Linked DNA regions of Homo sapiens: all the other regions are linked to region 5. The links are chromatin loops, found by intact Hi-C in ENCODE. Cell type or tissue: Calu3. All regions are shown on one strand. Region 1 overlaps LOC101929710 (a long non-coding RNA gene). Region 2 overlaps LOC101929710 (a long non-coding RNA gene). Region 3 overlaps LOC101929710 (a long non-coding RNA gene). Region 4 overlaps LOC101929710 (a long non-coding RNA gene). Region 5 overlaps LOC101929710 (a long non-coding RNA gene). Region 6 overlaps LOC101929710 (a long non-coding RNA gene).

What was found. Peaks named below come from ENCODE experiments on the same cell type or tissue, not always from the same donor. Only the 100,000 strongest peaks of a DNase experiment are listed, where the experiment ranks them.
Region 1: a loop joins it to region 5, with 7 times the contacts of the local background. A loop is called at or near these places in 5 of 110 quality-filtered maps.
Region 2: a loop joins it to region 5, with 5 times the contacts of the local background. A loop is called at or near these places in 8 of 110 quality-filtered maps.
Region 3: a loop joins it to region 5, with 5 times the contacts of the local background. A loop is called at or near these places in 5 of 110 quality-filtered maps.
Region 4: it touches region 5 in a loop (4-fold over the local background); 25 of 110 quality-filtered maps call a loop at or near these places.
Region 6: a loop joins it to region 5, with 4 times the contacts of the local background. A loop is called at or near these places in 6 of 110 quality-filtered maps.

The regions. Positions count from the first base shown.
Region 1 is chr5:96,155,642-96,159,641 of GRCh38, reverse strand. The region is part of intron 1 of LOC101929710 (a long non-coding RNA gene); the gene reads right to left. It also overlaps a transcript of CAST not described here. Among named protein-coding and RNA genes, the nearest start is that of MIR583, 79 kb to the right of the region's middle. In Calu3, no CTCF peak of the experiment used is centred here; a DNase peak (open chromatin) is centred at 2,071.
Region 2 is chr5:96,175,512-96,179,511 of GRCh38, reverse strand. All of the region lies in intron 1 of LOC101929710 (a long non-coding RNA gene), which reads right to left. It also overlaps a transcript of CAST not described here. Among named protein-coding and RNA genes, the nearest start is that of MIR583, 98 kb to the right of the region's middle. In Calu3, no CTCF peak of the experiment used is centred here; a DNase peak (open chromatin) is centred at 1,951.
Region 3 is chr5:96,092,547-96,096,546 of GRCh38, reverse strand. All of the region lies in intron 1 of LOC101929710 (a long non-coding RNA gene), which reads right to left. It also overlaps a transcript of CAST not described here. Among named protein-coding and RNA genes, the nearest start is that of MIR583, 15 kb to the right of the region's middle. In Calu3, no CTCF peak of the experiment used is centred here; DNase peaks (open chromatin) are centred at 2,286 and 3,046.
Region 4 is chr5:96,253,560-96,257,559 of GRCh38, reverse strand. All of the region lies in intron 1 of LOC101929710 (a long non-coding RNA gene), which reads right to left. It also overlaps a transcript of CAST not described here. Among named protein-coding and RNA genes, the nearest start is that of MIR583, 180 kb to the right of the region's middle. In Calu3, no CTCF peak of the experiment used is centred here; a DNase peak (open chromatin) is centred at 2,409.
Region 5 is chr5:96,334,136-96,338,135 of GRCh38, reverse strand. All of the region lies in intron 3 of LOC101929710 (a long non-coding RNA gene), which reads right to left. The region is part of intron 1 of LOC107986365 (a long non-coding RNA gene); the gene reads right to left. It also overlaps a transcript of CAST not described here. Among named protein-coding and RNA genes, the nearest start is that of PCSK1, 97 kb to the left of the region's middle. In Calu3, a CTCF peak has its summit at 1,534 (motif pointing right); DNase peaks (open chromatin) are centred at 1,565 and 2,025.
Region 6 is chr5:96,024,415-96,028,414 of GRCh38, reverse strand. The region is part of intron 1 of LOC101929710 (a long non-coding RNA gene); the gene reads right to left. All of the region lies in intron 2 of LOC105379096 (a long non-coding RNA gene), which reads left to right. It also overlaps a transcript of CAST not described here. Among named protein-coding and RNA genes, the nearest start is that of MIR583, 53 kb to the left of the region's middle. In Calu3, no CTCF peak of the experiment used is centred here; a DNase peak (open chromatin) is centred at 1,844.

The DNA of each region.
Region 1 (4,000 bases), 180 kb after region 5:
TGTATTTTATCCTATTTCCATAAAGTAAAAAACAAAAATCTGCATTATATAAACTTAATCTGCCTGTATATGTTTGTATGAGTATGGGGAAGGGCTGAACAAATAGCAGAAGAGGACACTGCTTTCCTCAAGATGGGGTGAAGGGAAGTTACTAGCTTTTTCTTTGTACATCGTTTCATCATTTTGCTTTATACAACTTTGCGTTGTTTGACCTATAAAAAGTCACTTTTATAATTTAAAAATTCCAATATAGACAAGTTAATACGGAGAAAATAGCATTTTAAGGAGAGTCACCTACTGTCCCCACAGGTAAGGCTAGTCCTGCCCACTCTGGCACCATCCCAGCATGAGGAGGGAGGGTGTCCAGGAGAGGGTGTTGACTCACAGCCTCCCAAATACTCAGGCTGTAAAGAGTTAAGGATGCAAATGCCTTGACCATATCTGTATCATCTCTGCTTAGTCCTGAACATGCTGTGAGCATTTCATTAGCATTTTAAAAAGGACAGTATACTTCCCACAGTGGAATTTTATGACTTAAAATTTTTCTTTTTAAGCCTAAAGGAAAATCTACATCAAATTCCAGGGGGCTCCTAGACTTCTGCCTTTTTCCAGTTTGAGCACACCTGGCAAGCAAAATAGCTGGCTTGAACAAAAGAGGGTCACAAAATGCAATATCACTAGTGTTGCTAAGTCAATTTCAGCATTAATCATATAATCAGGGTAATTAACCTAACTTTTAACATACAAACTGTGGCATAAAAGAAATAAAAACTGGTATTTATTCTATATTCTTCTTACCAAGGGCAGCATTACCCACTTAAGATAGTGCTGGCAATCATTTTCATGAAATACACATTTATCAATTTTTCATGGGAAATCTCCCCTTGTGTTTAGCCACAGCATCCACATCTGATGCCAATGCCTACTGCACATTAGCATTTTCTAGATGACAAACATAAAGCACCTTTTACAAATAAAGTGTCAAATATGTTCTCACCAATGTTATCATACAATATCCCCAAGGGAAAGGAGACTGCTGTGCAGAACTGATACTTGCCTGGAACAGAAATAAATATAAGATTCTTGAGTTTTCATTTCCTTTATAATTACTGTCCTCCCCCCGACTTTAATCATATTATTATAGATCTTTAAATATATTATCTAGTGAGTAAAAAACTCTGGTTCTGAAAGCAAATGAAATGATGGTGAGGGTGGCATAGAGATGCAGTTATTAAAAACTGGTTAAACAAGGATCCTCCTAGCATTTCAGATGGCTAAAGAAGCAATCAAAGGCTGTTGCTGACAGACACAGATTGCATGATAAAAAAGAATAAAAGGCATCAGAATAAAATTTGCTGTAAGTCTTCCCTGGATTAGTCTGTGCTTACAAATTAAAAATCCATGACTGACTCTTTTCATGGTCTCTCCTCTCTTTGCTTAGTCATAAGTCTTTCCAGGATACAGATTGGATATGGGTGGCTGTCTAGGTGTGGTAGGATCTTATTACATGGTAGTTTGCATTGTTAGGCCAGTTTTAGTGTTGGGTTTTTTTGTGTGTGTTTGTTTGTTTTCTGGTTTGTTTTGGGGGGGTGTAAGGGGGGCACTGGAATTACATTCCAAGAGCTGTAGTTTGTTTCTTTTGTGTGACTTTCACCCTGGGAAAACCAACAGAATAAAGATCATACACGGAACAAATGGGAGACTTCCTTGATCAAAATCTATTCTTCAGACGAATGTTTATTACCACTGCTAAGCCCTAAATCTACGTGCTTGAATAAAGAAAACATTTAACATAATCAGCTTATGGTATGTTTACAGGATGTGACATTTTGATTTGTATTTTTTGTACATCTAGTTCTTTAAACACCACAGCTTGGACACACAGTTTTGAAAAATCAAACAAAGATTTTTAAAATAATGCAATCAAGGAAAGTGAGAAGGCCAATTGCTGGCTAATTGGGCTAAAAATTATTGAACTCAGCTCTCAGCTGAGGTTCTTTTTATGAATAATTCCGTTGCTAACAGTTTCACGATTCTAATGTGTAACCAGCCCCTTGCTTCAGGTATGCTGTGGGTGTGGCATTCCACAGTGCACCTGGACACACTGTAAGGGAGATCTATGCTAGGAAAGATAGTAAGGACACCACACCTTTAGTGCCAGTGAGTATACTTTTGTCTTTGAGGAGTTTTCTAAAAAAGGTTTTTCCAAATCCACAACATCTGTGGTCAAAATTAGGTCAGGTTTCTCCAACTTAGACAACATCCTTTTGGAAGATTTGCCAAATTAAATCCTATTATCCAAATTATAAAGCTGGAGGATCTTAGAAATCATCTAGTCCAACCACTTCCTTTACAGATGAGATCACCAGGGCCCGTGGATGTTGACTGGCTTGCTAGTGATCACACAGGTGGGGCAAACCCAGACAAAACTCCGAGGCTTTCTGGTCCAAAAAACTCAATTAATCAAAGGGCTGTATTAAAAACAGGGAATACATTGTTTTAAATTCTTGACCTTGACAGTTTAATAAATCTGTTCAGAGAAAAAAAATAAACCTAAGACAGTGTAAATCACAAATAACTATTTAAAAAACAATTCAAAATACAACAGAAGATTTGTCACAAGGTAATACACAAATTTCCAAATGAACTATATAAAGTTTTATAACATATATTATTTTAATAGGAAATGTGTGAACATAAGACTTAAGTAGTCAAATAATTTTTATGGATAGAGGAGTTTGACCAAAAAAGTTTACAGACCTTTGCTGTAGGCAGTTCAAAGGCACCCTAAAAACTGGGTCTGGAGGGATTTTGCCCCCTGGGGGAACTTTGAAAAGATATCCGAGAAACTTTAGTCAATTCATCAAATGGCATAATCAAATGGTGGGTAATAAGTTTATTTATCTAGTCCATGATTATGTTTAATTTTTGGAGTTCGTAAAGAGACACAACCAAGATCAGAGGGTGAGTTGAAACACTTTATTTCTTCAATGCCAACATGCTTAATTATTTCTCCCTAATTGGAGCTCAAATTTAGGGAGTTATTTGAAGATTATTCATCTTCTAAATTACATACAACTTTCTTTTTCTCAGAAGTTTGTACCATTTTCTAAACATTCATATTCCTCCTCTAAATTGGGTGGAAGAAATAGGATCACCCATCTTATACTAAAGAGATGCATGTAATTTTATGCAAGGATGTCATAGGGACCAAATGAAAGTAATAGAAGAGATGCTTTCTACTGGTCTCCTTTGAAGACTGAATTAGGAAAAACCCTACTACAGATACATTCCAATCAGTCAGTTCTGAAAAAAATAATGTGCTGCCCAGGGCTCATACCACATCGTGAATTACCCCTAAGCCCATAATGGTATAGGCTCTTAGGACTAAAGGGTAAGTCTGAAGAGCAACAAACCAATCAGGTCACTGTTGCCCTAATTAAATGAATGTCCTCTTGGGGCCTCAGCAAGTGATTCCAAAGTTGGAAAGTCAGCCTGAGAGTGTGTAATTAATATGTCAGTAATGACTGTGAAGGCTGGGGCTTAATTCTGGAAGGCTCCCACGTTCAATACGATATAAAATACACTTGAAAATGATTTACTTTCCGCATAGGTTAAAATAGCAAAAGGCTTCGAGAAGGTTGGTGAATAGCTGCTGTCCTCTGCTATTGCAGGGCCCCTCCCCATCCTTCAGTGAGGCCCCCTCCCTTTAGGACTCTCTCTACCTAAAGGGTAGGGCCTGGCACAAGACCTGGCTGCAGCTCTAGGGCATAGACTGTGAGATCTTGGACTATTACCACTGGGTAGAAGCAAGTTGCAGAAGCCATAGAGAGACCACATAGGAGCAAGGATTGAATAACAATAAAAATCCTAAGAGGGTCTCACATAGCTGGGAGGGGAGAAGGGAGAGGAGAGGTGAGGAGAAATGGGACTCAGTCTGAGATTGTGTGGGAAGTAGAGCTGCCTAGGAGTGGGTATGGAGCACCTCAGAGGAAGGTGA
Region 2 (4,000 bases), 160 kb after region 5:
CTTGCCCTCAAGATACATGATGTATTAGCACAGTGGTCAAAACAAGGGACACTGGGAACCTTTTGTGATGAGGGTCAGGAAGAGGTTTGGGGAAGTCTTCCAGGAGGAGGTAATAGCTGAATCAAAATGTGAAAGATAAGTAGGAATTATCCAGGAGAAGAAAGGACAGAGAGAGGGCATTCAAGACAAAACCTGTGATGAAGCAAGGGTAGGACAGGGAATATTCATTGAGAGGTAAATATTCCATTTAAGGGAGTTTTGATTTTATTTTTTTCCTGAACGCAATGGAGAGCCTTTTAAGTAAAAGAATGAGATGGTCATATGTGTGTTTTAGACAGTGTAGATAGAGATCAGATTGGAGAGACCAAGGATGGGGCAGTTAGCAGGCTTATTTGTAAAGGAGAGGACATATATGTATTTAGTATGAGAAGAAGATGAAATTTGAGAACTTGAGAGAGATAAATGAGTTATAATTGACAGGTCTTCGTGACTGATTGGTGTACAAGGGCAAAAGAGAGTCAAGAGGGAACCCCTAAGTTTCTCTCTCTTCTTGCTGGGATGGAAGATGGGGCTTCATTGAGATCAGGAACACAGAAGGAGGAGCAAGAAGTAATCAGTTGAGTTTGAACCTGTTGAATGAGGCCCGTATAAATAGGCCTGTAAAATGTCCAAGTTGAGAGATAAGTGCTCTCTCATCTATGCACCCATTACTCCATCATATTATCCCATGTACCATGCTGGGATTGTCTATCTCCACCTCTGATTTTCCCCAGGAAGGGCTCTCCAAGATAAAAACCTCCCCTTCAGATTGTCTTCAACCAGCCAGTGCTCCCCCATAACAAACAAGGCTCTCCCACTTTTCCTCTTTCTCTCAAAGGCCACCATTAGAGCAGTGCTAACTCACTGAGAAATATCCTGCAAAGACTAGAGCCCATCACCCCTTCTAGAGAAAGCAAAACATGGAACAAAGAAGGAAAGGCTTCTTTTTTTTTCTTCTATTCTATTAGCCCCCTCATTTTCAAAGGCACCATTGTTTCAGGAGAACTGAGTATTTTTTAAAATAAATAAAGAAGTGAATACAATCTTAAGATTCCAACTTATTAACAGAAAACATGTGTAGACCTAAGAATTAAAAATAAATATGTCTTTAAAGATGACCTGGAAGGCTTTTTGTCTGCCAAGAACAGAGTTAAAGACCTCAGAAGGTCTATGTTTTCCCAGAAATACTAGATTACATTGCTAATGATGGGCAAAGGCATTAAATCATGCAGATTCCCCTGCAATTTTATTACTATTTAGGTGAGTTTTATAATGTCCTGAAATAATGGAAGAAATCTTGAGACTGATCTTGGGTTGTGGTTGTGGATATTGAATCTATGGTTTCATCTTTTGGACAAATGTTTCCAGTTCCTACTTTTATGTCCAGATATGTATATTTGAGATGAGTTCTTCTCATGTTTGAATTATATTTTAGTGATCTTGGTTGTGTTGGTATACAAAATATGAATTCATTTTTAGAGCATTTTCCATCAGATATATTTTATGTCAATTGAGTATTTCTAGCGAAGAGTACAGTTCTTCCTTCAATGTTCTTATTTGTTCAAAATTACAGGAAGATTTCTGAAAGTTGTTAAGAATCAACAGGGGAATCACTAGCTGCAAAACGTCTCCAAACGGACCAGAGTGAGTTGCAGAACCAGAAGCAGCTCGGCTTGCTAAGGAGAAATTGATGTTGTCCTCAGCACTCATTGACTTGTCTGGTTTTCACATGACAAATAAACAGATGAATCAGTTCCTCCTTTTTCTAAGAGATTTTACATGCTTAAGGTCAGAAATTAACCAAAGAAAAACCGGTTTTATAAGTATGAGCTGACTAGATGCCACAGTGATTCATTTCAAAGGTGCTGGCTATTTTCAAACTGCTGAGAGACCTTGCCATTCCCTGAACTTGGGAGGCTTGTTCTAGCACATGCACATATTCAGCTTGCTATATGAGCAAAAGTGAGATCATACGGGTTGATCCTGGCAGAGTCTCTGAAAATGCAGTAATTCATGCTGTCAGTTACTATCAGCAGCAATTTGCTTCTGGATTGGTTCCTGTAAGCACTCATGTGAGCATTCTGCACAAAGGACCAGAGTACAATATTCTCTTGGATTTCAGGGACTTAGTGTGGTTTCAACATATAATCAAAAGTGCCACATAGTTCACCACCTCGCATTTTGTTTTAAAGAGACAGAGGCTTAAAACTGGATTCCTTTCTTTTTTTCCCAAAATAGGAAGTTGGTGGTAATTTGGAATGTATCTTTAGAGCAATCTGTTAGCACTTCAGCAAAATCTACTCCGTTGGTAAAGTGCAGAGTAGATTTTTTAATGAGGGATAATTTCACCATCTCTAAAATTAATAATAATAATCATAATAATAAATTTGCTCAATCACAAAACTAAACTTCTTAGATTCAACTCACATGTGTGACCAACTCTTACTTTAGGGCAAATGCATTAAGACATGAAAAGTTATTTGAATTCTTAAGTATTATAATAGCATATACTCCCAGTTTGGTACAATTTCCAAAAAGTTCTATGACAGAGAAATTTAGATGATGCAGTCCTAAGCTTAAAGGCACATTATTAAAGAATCTCTGCAAAACAATGTAATTCCATTGAGCTCCAAATTATTTAAGAAAGCAGTAGCAGCCTCACTACCAATTTACTGCTCTACTAATTTAATTAACACCATTGAGAACTCATGCGATACAGGGTTATGAAAAGGTCCTTATCAGAAGGGGCTCAGGAAGAAAGAAAAGCCAGTCCTTGTGACTGACAAACTTTTAGTTTAGTTTCACTCAGAAAAGTGAAAGTATGCCAAAATCTCAAGTGGCATTGTCAAAAATATACATATTCTTTGGTGTTAACCTGTGACTTCTCAAGTGTTACCAGTTGAAAAATTGCTTCCATATTGCATCAAACTCAAAAATCCTCAAAAACTTGGCATCTTACCTAAGAATTTCTTAGTTTGCTATCTACCTTGCCCCCTAGAATGTAGACAGAATGAAGGTGGGGACTTCTGTCTGTTCACTGATGTATTCCCAGTGCCTAAAACAGTGCATAGCACATAAGGCACTTCATAAAGTTTTGCTGAATTAATGAATAAAAGTTGTCCTTTTCCTCAGCCTAAAATCTTCAGCAAAGCTTATCTGTAATCAGCTCCTGCTCCTTTCTCTAGACTGCCTTCTCTTTTATCACTTTATCTCTTGAACTATACACTTCAGCCAAATGCAAATTATTGGCAGTTCCCCAAATGTACCACATTCTCTCTCTCTCCGAAGGCCTTTGCACATGTTCCTCTGTGTAGAAGACTTTTCTGTCTTGTCCTCCTATTCCCTGGGCCTGGGAAAATTCTCTTTGTCCTTCAGATCACAGTTTAGAAACCTCTTATTTCAGAAAGCCTTACCTAGCCTCCAAAATAGAGCTAGACGAGCCCTTAGCTCCCTGTAATTTCCGCTATGGTAGCACTTACCCACTTGGACTATTATTGCTGCAAGGAAATAACATTACTAGAGGCGGAATGATGTTTGTGAAATTATACATCAGCAGTTGCACTTCAAACAGGACCTCATAAAGGAATTAACTCTGTACTCTTAGTGCTGGAATAGGAATATTTAAGAAAAATAACCAGGATGTATTAGAAAAGCATCACAAAAGTTTGAGCAAACTAACACATATTTAAACATACTGCTCTATCTCACTGAGTGGAAGCATCACTCTAGTCTAACCACTAAAACAAAAACATGCATGGCATCCATGTGAAACACTAACACACATTGTTCCATAGATAGTTGCTTCATGTCATTCAGGTCACAGCAACAACGTCACGCTTTTAGAAAGGACATCACTGACCAACGTTGTGTAAAGTTACCCCAATTAATTTATAGCCCATTGCCCTGTTTACCATCTAAATTACATGTCTATCTCTTTGAGATGCTCTCAATCATTTATGTG
Region 3 (4,000 bases), 240 kb after region 5:
TCCCTAAAGTAATGACAGTTGTTCAGCAGGAATGGTTAGGCCAATGGCTTTGTTCCCCTCCCTTTCCCTGGGTCTTGTTCTATCACCTTCCTTTGTCCTTTTCTGTGTGGCAGGGATTGAGACAGTGGAGGGCTGATGTTAAAGCTCTGGGACCAGTCTCTCTAAATAAGAATAACAGTTAACTTTTACTAAGCCCTTAGGACTGTAGGGCTTTGTCCTCAATTGTTTACAAGCATTATTTCATTTAATGAACAACTTTAGGTCATTTGAATGACTTGAGCAGCAAAGGAGCCTCTGATGATTTATTCTAAAGATCCAAAGTTTCTTGTCCTTATCTTCCAGTATACATGGAGGTTCCCTGCACAGTAAATGGCAAAAAGCTATTTCTACCTCCTTTTAGGGCAGCTTCAGAGGAAGTTTACTTGAATCACACCTTCCATGATTGAGATTAGGTAAAGGATGAAGTTACTGATAATGAGGTTAGGTCTTTCACTGTGGCCTGAGTACCACATAACCCATTCTGGTATCTTCTTCCATCTGAATAGCTGATGTCTACAAAATCAATTAAACTGGCTATATTTTGGCCAAAACAAAGAGGAATATGGTTACAGAGTTGGATCAACCTTGTCAACAACTGCTTTTTTCTGTTATTTAAATACAATCTAAGTTGCTAAACACTAGAATTAATAATAAGGAAAAGTTGGGCTCTCTTTAAGGATTTTTTTTTAATGTTATGTCTTTTCTGAAGATGTTTTCAGTGGGTCTTTGTCAAGAAGATAGGGACAAGGAAGAAAGAACCAAGGTCTCTTCTGGTCAAGGAATGTGATGATTCTATCATATTCAGATGCAATTTCTTTTTGGTGCCTAGCATATCTTCTTCAAACTTAAAATGAGGAGTATTGTTGATGATTTGCCACAGGTTAAAGTAGAGAATGTATCACCCTTTCATATAATAGGTCTTTTTTTTTTTTTTTTTTTTTTTTTTTTTTTGAAACAGAGTCTCTGTTGCCCAGGCTGGAGTGCAATGGCACAATAATAGCTCACTGCAGCCTGGAACTCTTGAGTGCAAATGATCCTCTTGCCTCAGCCTCCCAAGTAGCTGGGAATACAGGCACCTGGCTAATTGTTTTTTTTTTCTTATAGAAACAGGGGTGTCTCTATGTCACCCAGGCTGGCCTCCAGCGATCCTCTCACCTGGGCCTCCTAAAGTGCTGGGATTATAGGTGAGCCACTACACCTGGCCAGAATTCTACCTTAGAACACTTTTACAAGTGTTCTAAAGACAAGCTGATCAAGAAACCTTAATTGGGGGAGAAAAAACAAAACAGCAAACCACACCAAGTGTGTTTGCAAACCAGCATTTCCTAGAGCCATGTGGCTGCATTTTGGTCAAAATGCTGCATTTGCAAAAATGACTGACACAAGATACAGCCTAAATCCAACCATTTCACCCTTTTCTTGCACAATGACCTTGGCTCTGAGCCAAAGTCCCAAAAAGCAAGAAGAAGTTACCATTCCAGGCAGCTAAATATAGTAAGAGAAATGGAATACTCATTTTTTTCAAGGCAAGCAGGCCATTGTAAGAAGCAAAACAAGAATTTGGGTTTGCTGGATGATTTAAATAACTATAAGGAAGACTTTTGTAGCCTAATTACTTCACAAGAGCTAACAGCCAATGGAGAGTAATATGCAAGCCTCTGTATTGCTTGTTGTAATACACAAGTCCAAACCGTAGAGAACCAATGTCACGTAATTTAAAAATAAAACATGTAAACAAGTTGGCAGGTTTGCTGAGCCTGACTTCTTGCCCAAGCTCTTCACAGTAGAGTGAGGAAAAGTCATGATTTAAAGTCAAACAGCTAGCGTTCAACACCCAGCTCACTTCACCTCTCTCAACTTTTCTCCATATCTTTATCAGTAAAATGGGAATGATAATTCTATCTACCTCATAAGATCACTGAAAGTATTAAATATTTCACTACATAAATGTTTGCTGGCATTAGAAAGACTCGCAGCACAGCTCTCTTCTAAGTGTATCTTATTTTCAGCCTATATCAGGAGAAGGAGATATGGCAGTAATGGAATCAAATGTCCCTTGGACCAGAAAGGAAAAAAAAAAAAAGGTCACCCTACTGTAAAAGATTTGCAGTCCTTTGTGCCCTAGAATCTTCTTAAATTTCATCAGTCTCCTAGTGAGTATTACTGGCTCCCTTAGTCATATATATGAGTTAAACAATTTCTAATGCCACTCTCTCAATGCCAAATCTTTGGAAATTCACTGGGCATAAGGGGTGGATCAACATGACTACATTATTAGTCAGAGAACAAACATTCTAGGTAAGTAATTTGGTTTTCTCCCAAAGATTAAATACGTTTCCACCTGTGGAGACTAATGGGCTCCAGGGATCTTTTTCTGTGTATTTAACAACAAGATAACTAAGTGGCAAAGTCAATAATCAGACAGTAGGTGCAAGTAACCAACTAACTTCCTTACAAATAGTTTTTCCTTGAGGGAAATAAGGCATGCCTTTAAGACAAGGGCTCTGTAATCTGAAACATGAGGACAGGAAGATTGCCAACCAGGAATAGGTTCTAGTAGAGCAATCAGCTCAAACTCTAATCTTTGCAGGGAATGGAGTTCAGGACACAAACTTCTTTGAGCTTGGTCAGCCAGGCAAAAAGCCTAGGACTTTGAATAGTTTCTTCTCTCAATCTACCAAATCTAAACAATTACCCTAGTGATTTTCCCTTTGAAATATATTCATAGTTTCTTCTTCTTTTCTATCTGTACTTATCTCTCTCATTTTACCATCTCCTGCCTAGATACCCATGGGCCTCATAAGTAGTTTTCCAGACCCTTCAAACCCATACTGCCAAACACTGTCCAAGTGACAGTATCAAACAGGCCTCTGTTAAGATACGCTGTAGCTCAAAATGCAAGGTGCAGCTCCCTGTGGTCTCTAAGTCTGACCTCTTTTATCACACTTCTAAGGTCCTGCATAATCTTACAGCACCCTACCAGCTGGGCTTATTTTCCAGTCAGACTGGCTTCCTCGCCAGGCACCCATGAACACGCAAGACATGCTCCACCCTGCCCATTGTCCCTTCACTACTTAACAGCTGCTGCTGGCTCTTAGTGGAATGCCCTGCTTCTCCAAATGCACACAAAGCCATACTCATTCTTCAGGACCTAGATTTAACCTTTTCTTCCTCCTGCACTGCTCAATAAACATTTTCTCTGTACCATGTACTGTATCACTTAACAAAACAGCTGTATATTGTTCACCTGTTTCATATATGCCCTAGACTTGTCTCCATAACTAAATAAAGAATTGGGTCACCGAATGCTGATCCTCATGCCAAATATGATCCCAAACACATCTAGTTTGGTCCCTCATTTTTTTTATTTTAATTTGAGAAATGTAACACAACCCCCAGCACTGCCTATAGAATTTTCTCAATGATATCAATCTTCACACATCAATCTTTAAATTTTTTAAATTAAGAATAACAATATCTGAATATGTGTCAATAAAACCTCTAAATCTTGACTGTAGGAGAAAAGGCATTGGGTGAATTGGAAAAATCGCCGAACAATGATTAAGGAGATCTGGATTCTAGGCCCCACTCTGCCGCTAAATAGCTCTGTGATCCTAGTTAAGCTACACGGTGTCTCTCCAAAATGAAGGGGTTGGACTGGGTGACACTATGGTCTCTTTCAGCTCTTTCTATGATTCTAAAGCTGCCAATGTGGCATTAGAGCCTGGTTTGATCATGTCTGAAAAGTAGAATTTAAGAGGTTTTTCTTCCGGAAATAGAAAAGCTTCAGGGTCTTCCCTTTATAATCACAATATTAGTTAGGAAAGTTGGCCTCAAATTATTCCCCTTTATGAGATAGTATGTTATAGTAATCTTCTAGGTCAAATACAAAAGAGACAATGGGTTAATTTTCACTCTTTGAAAGTTATCATGTATATTTTAAACCAACTCAGTAATGGCC
Region 4 (4,000 bases), 81 kb after region 5:
ACCAAACAATCCTTTTAAACAACTGATGTCAACATCAACGTCAATTCAGCAATCTTGCCTTTTATCCTTTCCATCCCAAGATATCCCCACTTTATTTAACAATTCAGTATAATCTAATAGATATATTTAAGCCTCCCAAGTGAAAACATTTCTTTTTTTTCCAACCAAGATGGATGTTTAACCTTGCTAAGATTCCTGCATATTATTTGTAATGCATTTGATCAGAACCCAATAGAGTTACAGAGATCCCTCTACACATGCACACTGGCAATGTTGAGCAAGTTTAAGATGACTCTAGAACTGCTTTGATGTATATTAACAGGAGCCCAGGAACCTTCTAAACTCAGATAAAGATACAAATTAATTTTGCTCTTGCCCCCAGAACTCTCTTCTTCATCAAGACCTGCACCTAAGCACAGGGAGAAACAGCCCAGAGGCAGTAAAGATCCACCCAATTGCTACAGATGTGTTCCTCCCAGCAGCACTGCAGATGCTGCTGCGTTATCTCCTTCCTGCTTCACAATGAATCACAGCGCCATCTGGGCCATCTGTCTTATGAATGCACAAGGGAAAAGAAGACGACGTCATGCAGACCTGCACCATGTCTCATGCATGGAAAAGAGACCATAATCTGCCAGTGTCATCAATTAAATAACCAACAGGTCCTGGATTCCTGGTGCCCCTCCCTGTGCTGGCCCGTTATGATGTGGGTTTCTGCAGAGGGAATACAACATTAGGCTTAGATTAAATAATAACAGGAAAATAATAAAGAGGTTGTATATACTATTATTATATTTATGTATTTTATCATGTATTTATATATAGTCATGTGTCACCTAATGACATTTCGATCAACTGCATATATGACAGTGGTCCCATAAGATTATAATATGATATTTTTACTGTACCTTTTCTATGTTTAGATATGTTTAGGTACACAAATACTTAGCATTGTGTTATAACTGCCTACAGTATTCAGTACAGTAACATGCTGTACAGATTTGTAGCCTAGGAGCAATAGGTTTTATAATATAGCCTACCCACATAGCAGACTATACCATCTAATTTTGTGTAAATACAAAATATGATGTTAGCACAATGACAAAATTGCCTAATGACACATTTCTCAGAATGTATCATCATTAATAAGCAAGGCATAACTGTATATTTATATAGTATATATATATATTACTGTATATTTATATACTGTATATTTATATATTTATATACCGTATATTTATATCACACAAATATACTGTATAAACTGTATATTTATATAGTATATATTACATATTACATATAAACACATAAATACTGTATAAATTATATGTTTATATAATATATATGTAAGTTTATATATAATATGTAATATATACTATGTAAATATAAATATACAGTTCTGCCTTGATTATTGATGGTGATACATTTATATACATAAAAATTCTCCTTAACCATGCTCTGAGAAACAGAGTTCTGAGAGATGAGAATAGATACTGCTTGCTAATGATCTGGAAATGCTACATGCCTTATCCTTTCTCAGTCAGAATGCTCTCTTGCACATTTAAGTCTCTTAGAAATCTTGTTCCAAAAAAGTTTAAACCTATTTAACAGAGGGTCCCAAAGACTTTATTTTGTAGCACACTTAACTGTAAAAGCATAGCACAGAACACCAGATTTGAGGAACGGAACCCTAAAGTAACCTGAATTTCTTTCTTCACAACTCAAGTCTAACTAAAGTACAGCCTTAATTATGGGCTTATATATATTATCCTTGGGAAATGAGCATCAAACTTGTGAGAATCAAGCCACAGTCTCAAAATTAGACCAGGCCCTTTTCTGTAAAGCAGTTACTCAAATTGTAACATGAGTTAAAACTCTAGGTTCCAAAATTTTTCAGACTTCATGACTTCATTCAGGAATCCTAAAAACAACTGTGGTCATCATCCATTAAAAATGCAACTTTCATAGTGTTCCACAGACAAGACAAAAAAAAAGTTATTTGGACTGACCTGGTTTTATTACTGCCCTAACAGTAAATATGTAAATAATTTAAACCAAGCAAACACATACACTAAGCATAATAAAATTCATCGTCATTGCTGCTTTATCAAGGAAAAGAACTCTGAGAAACTTGTCAAATAAATAAATGATCTGTGCCTTTCCTTGTCACTTTTCGTCTTTTCAGCAAGTTTAATAAATAAAATTGATGGTTTTGGGAAGAGTTTTAGGCCAGCTATTCCAATTGTAACATTCCTTTACCTAAATATCAGTTAACCACAACATTCCAAGCTTTGAGGCAAAAGCTGTTTCCTGCATTTATTTTGACACATATCATGAAGCAGCATCGATAAAGTTCAACCCAACAGCCCTGGCTGGAGTTTCTCCTGAAACATGCCTGCTATTTACTTTTTACTTTTCTTTGCCTCCCTTCTTCCCCCTGCCAACCCCCATCCGCTCCAGAATATGAGTCATTAAGCTTATGGTAGGAAAATAAATTATCTTCGTTTTTTAATCATTTGATGCTTGCAACATAAGCTACAAGGAAATGCAACTTTTAATCCACCCAAAGATTTTAAGTAGGATTAAGAATAACTGAAAAGACTTAGACATGAGCAAATATGCCCGACAAAGGAGAATAAAAGTGAGAATAGGCTGTAATACTTTTAGCAATATAAAATTCCAGCTCTGGATACAGATTTAAAAAATAGTGTTTTAATGGGAAATTCTTAAAGACAGAAATTTTTTTAAAACCCTCAATCTTCACCTATTCCAAAATAAAATCAAATATTCCTGATATCAGAAACTCTTCTCCTGTCATACATCAGTCCATGTCTACTTTGTAACTAACATGATAACTCTGGGCAAGATTTCAACCACTGTCCCTGGAGTAAAATTCAAAGCACATTTTAAGAAAATGTACATACATAGCCACCTTTCTCTCTCAAGAGCTAAGTAATAAATTACTCCTGAATATAGGAACCACTTTTTAAAATGTAGACATGGAAGTAGGAATTAAATAAGAAAGGAATATTGCAAAGATAGATACAGATTGCAATAAGCTATTAGAATTAGAATAAGCATTGAGAGAAATAAAAGCTACTTGAAGAAAAGAAAATTAGAAGTCAAAAGAGAAAAGGTATGGAATTTAGTTTCTATTCCTGCTCTTTGTGAATTACTTTAGTCTTTAGATTAAGACCTTTATTGTTTCTGTTTGCATTTTGTTTCTGAAATAAGTAATAACATAAAGTCACTGAAATAATATTCTAAGACATACTAGAAGAAGAAAATATATATGGTAGTTTTGTGCCCTGGAGAAAGTAAGAGGAGTAGGTCAGTATATGAATATTTCCATGAAGCAACTGGGAAGATCATGACATTCTATATATGCTGTCTCCAAGGTTTTGTCTCTCACCCTAAATTAGGTCAGAGATAAATACTTAAAATCCATTAACATTCAAATAAGAACTGAAAATCATATTTAAAAAATAATTAGAGTTCACAGCAACAGTTTACTGTGCTAACCCACCCCATCCCACCCCAATCCCAAGGAATGTCTGTGACTTGCCAAAAGAAAAGTGAATTTCTCTCTTTTTTTTTAACCACTGGGCACACATTCCCTAGCCTCTCCTACAAAATGCTAGAGGTAGATAAAATGACTTTGATAAGGTATGTACCAAAGTAGGCGAAATTTTGTAGGATTCCTTGGAAATAAAATATGCTACATCATATCTCTTGGTTTTACATTTTGGATATTCAAATTATTACATTTCAAATACATTCAACTGGGACAAATGCAATATTTAAAAAATCTTTAATCTCCAAACAATATTTATTTTCCTTCTTTTCCCTTCCTTTGTCAAATTATTAAATAATAATAATAGAATGATGCCAGTAATATTTAGTGTTTATGTACTAGGCACTATGTAGTTGTGCAAACTAGATGAGACAGTCTTCATTACACTTTGTCACACTAGCCAGAATCTCCATTAGATACTGATTT
Region 5 (4,000 bases):
GGTCTAACAATTGTTGTGTCATAACTTTCAGGAATAAAAACATGGACACTGTTAGTAAAGTCAAGTCTATTTACTCCTTTCATTTCTCATTCCAAAGCTTTCATCCTAGCTGTGCCTCCAGCAAGGAATGCTGGATAGAGTAGGCTAAGACAGAAAAAAAAAATTAAAAGTTTTCCTTAGCTATAGAAACATAAGGAAAAATTTCAAGTACTAATGTTTTATATGTGTTCAAAATGTTAGAGGTATTCTGTTAGGTTCATGTCTTTGCTAATGCCCAGAGGACTTTGTAAAGACAGACAGTAAACTAATGAAGAGAGAAGTAAAACCATTGATTTGATGTCAGAAATCAAGTCCAAAGATGTCCAGATTTGTAATGAAGAAAAAGGTTCAGGTTGCTGGATTCCCAGCACAGCAGTCCAGCTTTGAACTTGGAGGAGGTAGATGCCAAAGAGGACATTAACATTGAACTCCACAGAAGTGAGCATCATAACCATGGTGCACAGATGTGGCTACCTGCATTACAGAAGATCCAGCTGGTGTCCCCAGATCCCTCCAAACATGTGTGGAATCACAGGAATTCAGACGTCTTGTTTCCTAGCTACTGTGTCCTGAGCTTTGCGGCATCTTACTTCCAGTGTTACTACGGACATAAATGGTGTCCTAATATTTTTTCCCTTTCTTCAGTGTACTATGAAGTTCAATGTCAATTGACATAGTACCATAATAAAGTACATAAAATATAATTTTACCTATAATTCTTTAGTATTATATGAGCATACAGAGACCATAGTTGGTTCTTACCATTAAATGAAAGACTTCCTTTTTTTTCTCTCTTGATTGAAAATAGAAAAGGGGAAACCAGGCTAAAAGGGGTTTGGGTCAGAGCTTAATGGCATATTAGGGTGTCTATGGGTGTGTGTGTGTGGTTGTGTGATTCATTTCCACTCTCATGTCAGAAGAGACCCTTGGAATCAGAGTAAGTTTTACTTTGTTTTAGCTCAGTTTCGCTTTCAGGGTTCTATGATATCAGGGTTAAATTCATCCATTTAAATTGCAAGCCCAAATGTTTTCCAAGTGTCTTTTTTTCAAATATGTTTCATCTAACATTGTAAAGATCAAACGTAAACTCCTAGCTTCTGCAAAACAGCTCTTACCCCAGGGTCTTCCATATTAAATATTTACTGAATTAATGAAACTCTTCCCAGTTTTACTCCTAAAACATACTTTCTGGTGATTCACAGTTTTGAAGTGTGATCTTCTACTACTTGATTAACAGACATGAAATCTAAGTCCTCAGATATTAAAGGAAGAACCGGGACTAAAAGTCACATCTCCTGACTCCAAATTGAGTGTTTTGAGGTCCATCACATGCTTTACCCCAAATCTCTATTCCCAAAGTAAATTAAAAATGTGTGACTCAGAATTAGACATCTGGAAAAGCATTTTGGGGACAAAGAACAGTAATAGTAAATGTCTACAGCAAAACCTCACAAGAAACTGCAGAATGCCTTAACACTGTGGGTTTGATGTGCTCCTTCCAATGGGAACCTCTAGAGGGCAGTCCACTCTTCATAACAGACAAGTTCTGCCGGGTTTACAAGAACTCTGGGAGCGAAAAATCTAAAATGTTTGGCATACTTTCTAACAGCTTTCAATCAAACAGGGCACACAAATATCTCAGGCCCAGTCCAATTTTTGGCTGCGTTGGAGAAGAACGCGACTTAACTATGTATTTAGCTATGGGTTTTTTCTCTTTTTCCCTCTCTCCCTAAGCATGAAGGCTCTAATGTTTAATATGAAATGAACTTGAAACTTCCCTTATAATACTAACCTAATACACTGGAGTAAAACATATTTATTGGTAAATGTGCAAGTAAAGAACAGAAAGAGAACAGAAGACTTGCAGAGAACTACTGCCGGTTGAGAGTTGGAGTCAAAATAGGGGGCAGCGGGTGGTAGGAGCTAAGGTTTAAGAGATAGACAAGGGACAGCCCCAGGAAAGGAGGTTGAATTTCCTTGTGTAGATTCAGAATGACTTTAGCAAGAGAAGGACTGGGTCAGATTACTGTTTTGTATATGAATCATTCAGGTAGCTCTGGAGAGAGAATGGAGTGGGCCAGGTCTAGAAACCAGGAAGCCAATTGAGAGACTGTTATATTGGTCCAGTTAAAAGAAGGTGCATTTGAGATAGGGTAGTGGTGGTAGGAGTGGAGTTGAGAGGATGGGTTTGAGAAATGCATAGGAGGGGAAAACATCAGGATGTAATGATCAGTTGGATAAAGGGAGTGAGGAGAAGAAAAAAGTCAAGGCAGACATTTTATAACTTTTGTCACTGGGTAAAGAGAAGGTAACAGAACAAATAGAGGTTTAGGTTGGAGGGAAGTGATACATGTAGCTTTTGAGCAATTGAATCCGAAATGTCTGAAGAGTGCCCAAGAAAAGCTGCCTAGCAGGTGATGGAATTGGTGAGCCTAAAGCTTGGGGGAGAAATTGGAGATGGAGATTGAACTAGACAGTCATTACTATACAGATGGTAGCTGAAATCCTGAGTGTAGAAAAATCCACCCAAGAAGAGTATCAGTAATGAGAAGAGCGGTAGGCTAAAACAGAAAGGTAGGTAACCCCAGCATGTGGGTGGTAGATGGAGGGAGAGGAGACCATGGTTGGGAAAGAACAGAAACAAATGAGGCAAGCTGAGAGAATATAATATGACTATCATAGAGAGTGAGTGGTGCACACAAGCAACATGGCCAAATGCCCCAGAAACATACAGTGAGACAAAGATTGGAAAATGTCCACTGAATTTTCCAGCTACAATATGGGTGGCCTTACCAAAAGCAGAAGCCAGATTGCAGGGGATGCAGAGTGAATGGCACATGAAGTGGTCACACTGAGTATAGGTAACTCTTTAAAGATGTTTGGATGAAATAGAAGAAGAGATAGGACATCACTAAGAGGACATGGGGGTCAAAGGTAGACTTCTTTTTTAATGAATGGGAAGGAGATGAGTAAGCTTGTAGTCTGAAGAGGACATACCCCTGCAAGAGGAAAGGTGGATGTTTCAAGAGGGAGGATGGCTGTGGAACCTGGTCTTGGCATGTGTAACTGGGGTCGGCCTTGAACAAAAGGAGACAATGCATCTTCTGAAATTGGAGGACGATAATGCAGGGTGTGAGTGGAGCTCTGTTCCTAGGCATGGGTGAGGCAAGAAATGGAAGGCGCTCATGCTCATTTGCCTCTATAGCAGGATAATGAATTTAGATATCATTTTTGATATTGCATTTATACTGTAGCAGAGTCTCCAGTGGATGAACAAGTCAGCCCTTGTATTGTGCGCTCCTGATCTTGCCTCCAAGGGTAAGGATCACTTTTGTGCTTCTAGGTGAAAAACGAGTTTCTGGGACACTGAGGTAGCAGCTCCATCCTAGGCTTTTGTTTGAAGTGGTTATTTAATTGGGATTCTGCAAATAGTCACTACTATGCCTACTGTGTGGCTATATTCATACCTGAGGAAGTGGCATTGTAGTTGAAGGAAGTGAGTGACAGGACCGTGGGGGTGACTTTTCTGGAACAGAGAAAGGGGCCAGTGGCAGAAAGTTGTGCAGCAGGCTGAAAACCAGGCCCTTCCAATACAGTTCCCTGAAGATGGCAGAACCTCCGATGGTGTGGCTTATAGATGTGCAGGGTCCTGAGTTTCCCAGTAGTGAGAACCAGGCCACCTCACCCAAGTTGCACTAGGGGTGGAGGTGGGTGGGTGGGCTTAGGAATAGAACCTCCAGCCTTTAAATGGACCTTTCTGGCCCAGCCAATAAACAACTAAGCAGTGACTGTGATAGGCTAGAGAAAAGAGGTCTCTCCTAGAATTTTCTGCACTGAGCAATCCTCCAAGGATGCCTGACTGCCTCTGGAGAGCAGAACCTCCAATAATGACTGCTACTGACCCTTGCCACACTCTGGAGGGAGAATTTCAAACTTGAATTAACAATGAACAACAACAAAA
Region 6 (4,000 bases), 310 kb after region 5:
ATATTCTTTTTTTACCTCCTATGATCTTGTCTGAAAATATTATTCTTTAAAGAATATTATTCCATACAAATTTTGTCAATTATACCGAAATAAACCTGAAAAAAATTATTCCCATGTACTAGTTTGATATTTACTTTTATTTCTTGAATACTATCAATTGTTTGCTATTTATTTCACCCTTTTTCAGTTCTAGTAATTATATCTGTAATTTTTTGTGTTTAAAGGGAATTTCATAAAATTCTAATTGACAATTTAAGTGTTTTCTGTCACAAAACATTCAATGGCTAATAGGAGTTTGTAAAATCTCCTATTTGAAAGAATTTGGAATAAAATATTAAAAGTTCTGCCTTGTTAATGTAATAGAAAATCCTAATCATTCATTTGAATTGGAATGTGTTTTCCTAGCAATATTCTCACATTCTCAGAAGGAGAATATCTCCATTTTCAAGATCATCATCCAGTCAAATGTTCTGGAGGATTTCTTCCCTAATTTTCTGATTTCAAGACCTTTATTTTCTCCATCTTCTAACAGGCAGGTCGCAGTTGCTTTTGTTGTCTGGGTTATGAAGTTGATATAAATTTGAGTCTCTTTTTTATTCTCATGGTTTTAATTAGTAATTAAATCTTCATTTAATAAAGAATATAAAGTTGCAAGGATATTTTGGTCTGACCTGTTTACATTGTAGATTTGATGAGAATAATGTTCTTGTTAATTTCCATTATTTTGAGTAGTTAAATCTTCATTAAATAAGAACTTGTGTGATCTCTTGTTTGCAAATTCTATGACAGTCATGCTCAACAGAAGTTGGCTCATTTACATTGTTTCCACATTGTTATTTTTAATTTAAATGAACTCTCTCTCTTAAAAATTTTATATTTCCTGTTTTTTTCCAATCTTTGATTCTTTCTGAACTCTACTTTTAAATTCTGTATTTCTACCACAATTCTCTATTTCTTCACTGGCCCCCATTTTCAATGATCTAAAAGGTCAAACTTATTAAAATTAATAGGTAAAAAAGCTATAACGAATATCAAATTATAAAGCAAAATTAATAATGCTGAAATCTTTATTTTTATTTTTGAAATTTTATTACAAATTTTTGTAAAAATAAAACTATTTGCATTTCCAGTAATCAATGTCCATCTAGTTGCTGATATTAAGGGTTGATACCACACTTTAAGCATATTATATCAAGACATAGGTAATTGTTGTTTTAGTTTTGTTTTGTTTTTTGACAAGGTGTTATTCCATCATCCAGGCTGTGGAGTACAGTAGCATGATCATAGTTCACCTCAGGCTTCCAAGTAGCTGGGACTACAGGCATGTGCCACCACACCCAGCTAATTTTTTCATTTTTGTGGTTTTTTTAGAGACAGGGTCTCACTATGTTGCTCAGGCTGGTCTCAAACTCTTGGCCTCAAGCAATCCTCCTGCTTCTCAGTCTCCTGAGTTGCTAGAATTATAGGCATGAGCCACTATGCCCAGCAGATGCATACAAATTTAAGAGTAAGAGGAATTGTTTAATATTGCAAAATAGTCTTCAGCCACCATACATAACATTTGCAAATACTAAGCATATCTGGAATAATTCCAGACCATGAATTGATTTATATGAAGAGAAGCAAGAAAATGGATGTTTAGCACTAGTGGGAAATGAAACTTTATTATGTAAATACTTATTGCATTTATACTACCAGAAGAAAGATTTGACAAGTTAATTAATTTATCTTTTCTTTTACCTAAGTGCTTCGCAGTCCAAATCCTCCCTGGACCCTGAAGCATTCTGCTTTTCTCATTTGGGATGTAGCATAAATCTACAATACTTCATGGAGTTCGAGTACAATTGCCTTCTGTTTCCAGGAGGCCAGTTAAAAGATGTGGAAAAGAATTTCCCTGGGGCCTAAGTGTTAGTCACAAGGGTGAAAGCTTCATGACAGAGTGCCTGTGGTTTTTAAATCATTTCCTTTTTATATGTTTTATATATTTTTGATTTGGGGACTCTCTGAAGAAGAGGGCCCAGAGTCTCTGTTTTCCAGATCCAAGTATCGTACTGAGCTCACCTGTCTATTTCCTTCTCCTCTTTATTAGTCCATTGTCTCAGAGCACATCAAAATCACTGTCCCACCATAACCCAGTTTAAGGCCCTATTGATTAATCTACACTTTCAGCCACTCTGATTGACTAACTGATTGATTTAAGACAGGGTCTCACTCTGTCACCCAGGCTAGAGCACAGTAGCACAATCAAGGTTTACTGTAGCCTTGACCTCCCAGGCTGAAGCCCTGAGCAGCTGGGACCACGGGTGCATGCCACCATGCCTGGCTAATTTTTTAATTTATTTTTTGTAGAGACAGGGTCTCACCATATTGCCCAAGCCAGTCTTAAACTCCGGGGCTTAAGCAATCCACTTGTCTTGGCCTCCCAAAGTGCTGGGAATACAGGCATGAGCCACCACACCCTACCTCTATGATTTAGTTAGAATGTGAACAAGAAAAGTTCAGACTCTCACATGTTATAAAACTTTACTTGTGGAGACAGCAGAATCCCCTCGAGTAGGGATGGATAGTCCAACTTTACACATGCTGTTCCCACTGCCTGGGACACTATGCTACTTAACTCTTATTTAGATCTCAGCTCAGTTGTAACTTCACAAAGAAAAGCCTTCCTTGACAGCCCCAGTTAGTTCAAATTCTCTCTGTATTGAGCTTCTTGTCTCTGCAGCTTGTTTTTCTATTTAACAGAACAACAATTTTACCTTTGTTTATGTGATGGGACTGATGTGTGCCTCCCTCCATGGAAAGCAACTGACATGACCATGTCTGAGAGTGTTTGACTCACCATTTTATCCCCAGAGCTTAGCCCATGTTTTGCACATAGAAGATACGCAAGATGTAATTAATTCATTCATGGAACTTGCTACGGACTGATTGTTGTGTCCCCCCCAAATTTATATATTGAAGCCTCATCTCCCATGTGATGGTATTGGGGGTGGAGTCTTTGGGGGATAATTAGGTCATGAAGGTGAAGCTTTCATGAATAAGATTAGTGCCTTTATAAGAAAAGACATGAAAGGACTTGCATCCTCTCCCTGCTTCCCACCAGGTGAGGATAAGAGAAGACGATCATCTGTAAACCAGGAAGTGGTTCATAGAAACCAGAAATAGGATCCCCTGGCACCTAGATCTTGGACTTTCCCGGCCTCCAGAACTGTGAGAAATAAATTTTTGCAGTTTAAACCCCCCTAGCCTACGGTAATTTGTTACAGCAACTTGAACAGACTAAGACAGCAGAAAAGGAGTTTGTTAAATTCGGTCAGTTTGGAGAAATGTGGAAAAGCTTCAGATTAATTACAGTCAAACTCAAATGTTCAAGCACTGGTTTTTGGCCCAATCAGAAATCTTACTGAGACTCAGGAGCAGAAAAACGTGTTAATGTGGTTAGAAATAAATTAACAAAAATATGACCTAGAATATGACATTTAAACATGCCAGAAGGCCTGACCTCTACTTGGAATCAATGAGATTATCCTGGCAAAAAAAGTGTACCATCAAGTTCTGAGAAAGGGAGCGTTGGACACCCTGATTTTGTAGTGTTAGAAACAGGGAAGGAAAAAATATGCACTTCTTTTCTTTTCATATGAAAAGAAGGCTAAAATTGCATTGAAGTCTTTACTTCCCACAAAATAGCATTAATCTGTTTTTATTAAAGTAATATATTAGACACAGAGAGCCTAATTCACTTGTTTTTATCAAGTAATGCAGTAGAAGTAGAGGTCCTAGTAACAGACTATTATCTTGCTTGTAGCTGTAAAAAGCATACTTCAAGCAGTTTTATCTGTTGTGAAAAAAAAAATTGCAGATATTTCTGATAAGATTCTGTGTTAAGTTCTTTGGTACAAACAAAACACTTTTCTTTGTGGTTGAGAGGGGCCAAGGAAGGGATCCTATGGAAGCTTTGTCCAGTCTCTAGGAATTACAAATATCACTGCCACATTGCTTT